Regions from separate parts of the Homo sapiens genome. Here regions 2 and 3 are each linked to region 1. Evidence: chromatin loops called from intact Hi-C (ENCODE). Cell type or tissue: OCI-LY7. All regions are shown on one strand. Region 1 has its middle 24 kb from the start of SNORD17. Region 2 has its middle 5.5 kb from the start of BFSP1. Region 3 has its middle 27 kb from the start of MGME1.

Region 1 (2,500 bases):
AATCCCCCCAAACAGGCCTTTGTTCCTTTAGCTGAGGACACACCAAATGTATTAATGAACGTGGATAAGAGCTGGAAGGCAACTATCAGAAGTGGCTGTGGACTAGGATTACAGGCTGTTATTTTCCTGGCCTGAATATTACAGGTCCCACAACTTAAGAAGCTTTAAAGGAGGTTTGTAAAGCATGTATTAAAAAATAAGGCAGGCCCAGTTGGGCAGTGGCTCATGCCTGTAATCCCGTTTTGGGAGGCTGAGATGGGAGGACTGTTTGAGGCCAGGAGTTCAAGACCACCCAGGGCAATATAACAAGACCCGTCTCTACAAAGATTTTTTTAAAAAAATTACTCAGGCATGGTGGCGTGTGCCTGTAATCCCAGTTACTTGGGAGGCTGAGGTGGGAGGATGGCTTCAGCCCAGGAGCTGGAGGCTGTCATGAGCCATGACCGCACCACTGCACTCCAGCCTGGGCAACAGTGAGACCCTGTCTCAGAAACAACCAACCAACCAAAAAAAAGAAAGGCTCAATTAAAAATTAAAATCCTCCCAAACAGCTACCTAAACCATTCACAACTTCTAGCTAATGAAGACTTTGGTTGGGTGGGGTGGTTGCTGAAGGCAGGGAAGAGGCTGGGAGGCTCAGGGCCTCTGTGCTTGTCTGCAGGGGGCCCTCACCTCTTCCTCATGGGAAGCAGGCCGTGGAAGGACAAAGATGCAAAAGAGCTGTTTTGGGGCCTCAGGAAAACTCCTCCATGGATCTCCACGGAGAGAGAGAACCAACAGCAGAAAACCTCCAGAATCCAACCCCAATGCTGGCATCCTGAATCGTTTTTTGTAAACAATTCCTATTCGGATAGGAAAAAAATCTAGAAACATTTAATAACTTATTCTTGAGATGTGGTATTTTACTGTTATTTTGTTTTACAAGATGTGGGGACTTCATTAAATCCCTACATGTATTAAAGTTAGAAATAAACATTAAAACCAAAAAAGTCAATGGTTTTGAATGGTGACAAACCAAACCTCCAATAAGAAATCACTGTGGGCAGCTCACCCACGCAAGGGGCACCTTGTGTATGTGCGAGGAGTGGATGGGGAAGGGCGTCCCCTGGACCTTGCAGACCCAGCTGTGTCTAAAGGACATAACTGATCACTGCCCAAATGTTGTCCACCACCCCCAACTTCCTTCCAGACACATCACATGGCCTGGCTGTGAACCCCCATCAACATCACAACTGTTTTGACACCAGGCTCAGATGGGGAGTTCTCGAACAGCATGGCCTCAGCAATGGAGGTTGTGTCTTGGGTAACCAGAAACCTGAAGCCCGCAGGAATCCTGGAGGGGACTGCTGGTCTGGGAAAACACCATTCAGAACTACTTAACTCTCAAGTAGCCTGACATTTCTCTTCCTGCTACCTTAGCTATAAGCTGATAATCTGAGCAGCTCTGCGGGGATACCAGGCTCCTGCTCAGCTGTGGGTGGGCAGGTGGCTGTGCTGGGTCGCCCCTGCCGCCTACAGGCAGAAAGCGGATGGTGCAAGGTTTCCTTCCAAACGGAAATCGCCCTTCACAGAGCTGAGCCTGGGAATTACCACAAAGAAACCTCACAAAGAAAAGGTGCGCAAGGCAAATGTTCAGAAAACAGACCCCTAAACCCTGAGATGGCACAAGTGAATGTGTTGGGTGGTGAACTGGCCAAATGCTTGTGCTCTGTCACCACAAACGACCCCAGTGGTCTGACATGACCTCAACGGCTTCACAGACCAGGGGTGTGCTTTCCTTCCTCGTGACAATCTCCTAATTTTGCTTTTCAGAGTGGGGGAGGGCGGGGAGAGGGGAGGTGGATGGCAGTTGTCCCTGTTGTCTAGTCTGGAGTACAGTGGTGTGATTTTAACTTACTACAGCCTTGAACTCCTGGGCACAAGCAGTCCTCCCACCACCTCAGCCCTCCAGGTGTATGCCACCACTGTAGGTTAGCATTTTTTGTAGACACGGTTGCGCTGTTTCTCAGGCTGGATCCTAGCTTTTAATGAAATCGTATGACATGTGAACTGTGCAGTTTTGCGTGTGCCACGAGGCAACTTTCTCAGCCGTGCCTTGGGCAAGTCACAGCCTTTTTGGCCTGGATGCCTTAAGGCAGCCCATCTGAAACCACTTCCCATTCCCATTTCTAGAAACCTTCAAGGGTTCCCTATGAATTGTGCACCCACATGGGTTTTCCTGGAGGATCACTAGTTCTCAGAACCATACAAGCACACAGCAAAAGCCTCTCCACACATCACCCTGAAGTGACCCAAATTCCCATTTCTCAATGTGGGACCTATGCTCTCCTGCACTCCAGCAAGATAGCTGTGGATTCCCACCTGATGCTGTTCCTCCTGCTGCCAAGTGCCTGCCTGCCTTTCCAGGTCTCAGCACACCACACAGGTCGCAGTCAGCATCTAAACCCATCCCCCCACCCCAGACCACTATGAATGCACCCTCACATACAGGTAAAGGTAG
Region 2 (2,500 bases), 400 kb before region 1:
AAATGACATGTATAAATATAAACATAAATAAGTATGAGAGATAGTAAGGAAATTAGACAAAATATTAAGAGGTGAATCTGGGTTGTTTGTACTATTCTTGCCATTTTTCCTAGAAAGTTTGAAATTATTTTCCAAAACACCTGCAAAAAGTGTGATCACCTTTGCAGTATAGACATTTAATAAATATTACTTGCTTTATGTTATAGCTATATATATGTATAATGGCTAAGAGAGGGAGAGGTGCAGAGAGGAGAATGGCTTAGCAAACTGCAGTAACAATAGGAGAAAATGGGCTATAACCATTGAACAATTTTACTTATTTATTTTATTTATGTATTTATTTTTTTAAAAAAACAGGGTCTTGCTATGTTACCCACACTGGTCTCGAACTCCCTGCCCTCAAGCAATCCTCCTGCCTCAGCCTCCCAAAGTGCTGGGATCACAGGTAAGAGTTAGCACACCTGGCCCCACCAAACAATTTTAACCTTGTGGAATATACTATGATATAAATAAAAATGCTTATAACAAACTTGAAGGGGAAAAGAAAAGCAAAATACCAGATGCATGGTAATTTTAGCAGTACAAAAATATCAGAAATTAGTGAAATATGCCAGGTTTAATGTTCATCATATCTTTTATTCCATTTAAAGTTGTTTAAGGCTGGGTGAAGTGGCTCATACCTACAATCCCAGCACTTTGGGAGGCCAAGGCGGGTGGACTGCTTGAGCCCGGAAGTTCAAGACCAGCCTGGGCAACATCGTGAAACCCCATGTCGACAAAAAATATAGGCACATGCCTGTAGTCTCAGATACTCAGGAGGCTGAGGTAGGAGGATTGCTGGAGCCTGGGAGGCAGAGACTGCAGTGAGCTGAGATTGCACCACTGCACTCCAGTCTAGGTGATAGAATGAGACCCTGTCTCAAAAAATAAATAAAATAAAGTTATTTAAATGTAAAATACAGTTTCAAAATTTTTTAATTAACATTTTTCTTCACTAACAAATATCTAAAAGCCTGAGTAAAATAGGCTTAGATGTTTTGCCTTTTAGTCAATTTCATACTCTAGCATTTTGAGCCATCCCTTTCAGTTGAGATACATTCTGAGTTTGCTTTGGACATTTTACAGAAACAAAAGGTAATGGAGGTAATCATATATTCCTTAGAGGTGGGTTTCACGTTAGGTCTCTGCTGCCTACTATTGTGTGACCTTGAACAGGTCAATCTGTTTTCTACAATGATGGACTTAAGCTAAAGAATATCTAAGGTTCCTTTCTGCTTATTATGAGCAGAATTGTATTCCTCCAAATCTCACATGTTGAAGTCCTAACTCCCTCAAAATGTGGCTGCCTTCAGAGATGGGGCCTGTAAAGAGGTAATTGAGGCTGTTAGGGTGGACCCGTCTGTGGTGCTTTGTTCTGGAAGCCCTAGCAAACGAATACACTGCTCTAACACTCTGACTCTGCACCTTTTACCATCCGTCCTTTACCCAGAACATGCAAATGTCTGCCACAAGAGGGCCACCCTATACTAAAATTGAATGCCCTGCCACATGGTCCCACCAGGGTGCAGCTTGAAGCCTTTCCACCAAACTGGACCAACTCAAAAGGTAAGTCAGCCATGGAAAGTGACAGCCCAGGAGTAAAAGGGCAGGCAGACCCCTGGCTCCCGGATCCCTACTATCCCTGCTCCCTGTAGCCAGGCCTCTCCATGAGGCCCCAGTCTCTAAAGACGCACCCGTGAAGTATGCTCAGTGCTCCTGGAAGTGATGAGTCTGTAGGAAGGGTCACAGCAGATGGAGAAACACACTCAGAAGCAAGGCTCTCTCTCCAACTAACTGCACACACGCAGTTGACTCTGAAGAGTTGCTGGAAAATGAAGCCTGAGATTCAAACACTATCAAAGAGAGCACTAAGCATCCAACCTGCTTTTCTCAGGGTCTAATTCAGAAACTGAAGCACCAAAAAAAAAAAAAAAAAAAAACAAATTTGTGTGACAGCAAGTGTGTGCCTGGTGCTTTGACTGACAGGCACCGACAAAAGGCAGGATTACCAAATGTAATGCAGGATCCTAAACTGGACCCTAGACTGCAAAAATAAAATCTATAAGGGACATTGTGATGACAATTGATGAAATTTGAATATGGAATGAGGATTGATAAAAATATTGTAACAGAGTTAAAATGTCTAATTTTAAACATTGTATTACGACATGTAAGAAAATGACCTTGGCTGGGTGCTGTGGCTCACCCCTGTAATCCCAGCACTTTGGGAGGTCGAGGCAGGAGGGTTACTTGAGCCCAGGAATCCAAGACCAGCCTGGGCAATATAATGAGACCCTGTCTCTACCCCCAAAAATACAAAAATTGGCCGGGCATGGTGGCACATGTCTGTAGTTCCAGCTACTTGGGAGGCTGAGATGAGAGGATCACTTGAGCCTGGGAGGCAGAGGTTGCCGTGAGCCAAGACTGTGCCACTGCACTCCAGCCTGGGTGACAGAAGGAC
Region 3 (2,500 bases), 57 kb after region 1:
TGTAATCCCAGCACTTTGGGAGACTGAGACGGGTGGATCTTCTGAGGTCAGGAGATCGAGACCAGCCTGGCCAACATGGTGAAACCCCGTCTCTACTAAAAATATAAAAATTAGTCGGGCGTGGTGGTGGGCACCTGTAATTCCAGCCATTTGGGAGGCTGAGGCACGAGAATTGCTTGAACCCAGGAGACAGAGGTTGCAGTGAGCCAAGACCATGCCACTCCACTCCAGCCTGGGCAACAGAGCGAGCAAGACTCAGTCTTCTAAAAAAAAAAAAAAAAAAAAAAGCATTACAGATAAAAGCTGTTGCCTTGTTTTCTTAATCCCATTTCCCTCTCCCCTGAGACAAATGCCGTCATAAATTTGATGTGGGTTTTTTTGTATAGTTTTACTGTGTGTACTGGTTTCCATGTATAATATAGTTTTGCTTTCTGTGTTTTTAGATTTACTTGCTTTATCTCAACTTTGTTTTTGAGATGTCTCCAGGTTCACCAATTCTAGATCTTTCATAACTGCTTTTAACTCCTCTGCAGTTCTCCCTCCTGTTTTATTGTCATGCTAATGGACTGTTCGGTTAACAGTGTTTTGCTACTCCAGACGATGCAGCAGTGAACACCTTTGCACGTGTTTTCTGGTACACACAATACACATGCAATATAGTGGAAAGTGCAGTATGGATTGTGACTCTGCCACTTACTAGCTCTGTGACCTTGGACTAGTTACTTGACCTTTTTTTTTTTTTTTTTTTGAGAGGGAGTCTCACTCTGTCGCCCAGGCTGGAGTGCAGTGGCACGATCTCGGCTCACTGCAAGCTCGGCCTCCAGCGTTCACGCCATTCTCGTGCCTCAGCCTCCTGAGTAGCTGGGACTATAGGCACCCGCCACCACGCCCGGCTAATTTTTTTTGTATTTTTAGTAGAGACGGGGTTTCACCTTGTTAGCCAGGATGGTCTCGATCTCCTGACCTCGTGATCCACCCACCTCGGCCTCCCAAAGTGCTGGGATTACAGGCGTGGGCCACCGCACCCGGCCTGTTACTTGACCTTTTTGTGCTTGATTTCCTCATCTGTAATTTGGGGGAAAATAATAGTATCTGCTTCTTGAAATTGTGAGGATTGAATGAGCGAAGCATTCAGAAAAGTGCCTGACACATGGTGGGAACAAAATGTTAGCCATCCTCCTATCAAATGATCAGACCTGGATGTGTCTCTGCTGGGTCAAAGCTTGAACATTACCACCAAATTCCTCTCCAAAACAGTGACATCGACTTAATGTCCCACCAGTGGTGTCTGAAATTTCCTGATTTCTCGCATATTCTCTAACACAAGAGTTGTGAGCCCCTCTTCTGACGGTATGAAAACCATTTTTTTTTTGGAACAGCATTAACGCGTGAATAAAATCTGCTTTAAAACGCGACTGTCATCTAGTGGTGAGAGAAGTACACTGCAATTATGGGGCAGAAGCCAAAAATGGGCGGACCTACATCTATCTCCGGGTAATTTGGGCATTTTAGTCACCAACACAGGTCTGTTTTGAATAAAATCAACTACATGAGTGTTCTTCCTTTACCTCTGTATTTTCAGGCAGCTTGTACTTCTCACTTTTTCTACTACAATAATATAGAAGCCTGGCTACACAGCCCAGTGAGGCCCCTTGCTACCAAATGCATCTGGGTCACCGGTTCGGAAAAGTGGAGTGAGATAAAGTAGAAATGAGGCTATTTACCAAACTGGTAGGAAACTGCAGCTCCAACCAGGGCGGGCTTCCCACAGGCAGCACTGATTTTCCAGCAGGAGAGATGGCAATTCCCACGTTGGTGCAGGTCATACAGGCACTGCAGGGGACTCAGCTCAGTCGGCTCACCAGAGCCCCAGTTAATGCGTCCCAATCAGCCTCAGCCATTCTCTGCGAGGACTTCTAAAAGGATTGAAAAGTGTATGAAAGTGTTAGATATTAATCATCAGAGACATAGATATAGTTTTAAAGATCTGTTAGATAACAAATATTATCTAACAGGTTAGGTAACATGCTACAATTTTGTGATGAACAAAAATGTTCATTAAAGGTAATAGTGTAAAAAAGCAATGTTGCTGAAATGTAACCTAATGTGTCTTTAAGTAATAGTATCACTAAACTAATGGCATATTAAAAGTTTTTTAAAAAAAGAAGCCGTGTGCGGTGGCTTGTGCATGTAATCCCGACATTTTCGGAGGCTGAGGCTGGCAGATTGCTTGAGCCCAGGAGTTCAAGACCAGCTTGGGCAACATGGCAAAATCCTGTCTCTACAAAAAATACAAAAATTAGCCAGGCATGGTGGTGCACACCTGTAGTCAGGCCCAGCTACTCAGGAGGCTGAGGTGGGAAGACCACTTGTGCCTGGGAGGCAGAGGCTACAGTGAGCCAAGATCACACCACTTCACTCCAGCCTGGGGGACAGAGGGAGACCCTGTCTCAAAAAAAAAAAAAAGTTAAAAAAGAAAACAAATTCTAAAGAACAGCAA

The links. Peaks named below come from ENCODE experiments on the same cell type or tissue, not always from the same donor. Only the 100,000 strongest peaks of a DNase experiment are listed, where the experiment ranks them.
Region 2: a loop joins it to region 1, with 12 times the contacts of the local background. A loop is called at or near these places in 17 of 110 quality-filtered maps.
Region 3: it touches region 1 in a loop (5-fold over the local background); 8 of 110 quality-filtered maps call a loop at or near these places.

The regions. Positions count from the first base shown.
Region 1 is chr20:17,937,701-17,940,200 of GRCh38, forward strand. No RefSeq gene overlaps it. Among named protein-coding and RNA genes, the nearest start is that of SNORD17, 24 kb to the right of the region's middle. RefSeq lists enhancers at 1,012-1,605, 1,238-1,367. In OCI-LY7, a CTCF peak has its summit at 1,534; a DNase peak (open chromatin) is centred at 1,491; H3K27ac peaks cover 951 bases.
Region 2 is chr20:17,535,611-17,538,110 of GRCh38, forward strand. It overlaps a transcript of BFSP1 not described here. Among named protein-coding and RNA genes, the nearest start is that of BFSP1, 5.5 kb to the left of the region's middle. RefSeq lists a silencer at 1,577-1,646. In OCI-LY7, CTCF peaks have their summits at 1,530 (motif pointing right) and 1,742; a DNase peak (open chromatin) is centred at 1,531.
Region 3 is chr20:17,994,837-17,997,336 of GRCh38, forward strand. No RefSeq gene overlaps it. Among named protein-coding and RNA genes, the nearest start is that of MGME1, 27 kb to the left of the region's middle. RefSeq lists an enhancer at 1,295-1,364. In OCI-LY7, CTCF peaks have their summits at 1,427 (motif pointing left) and 1,627; a DNase peak (open chromatin) is centred at 1,415.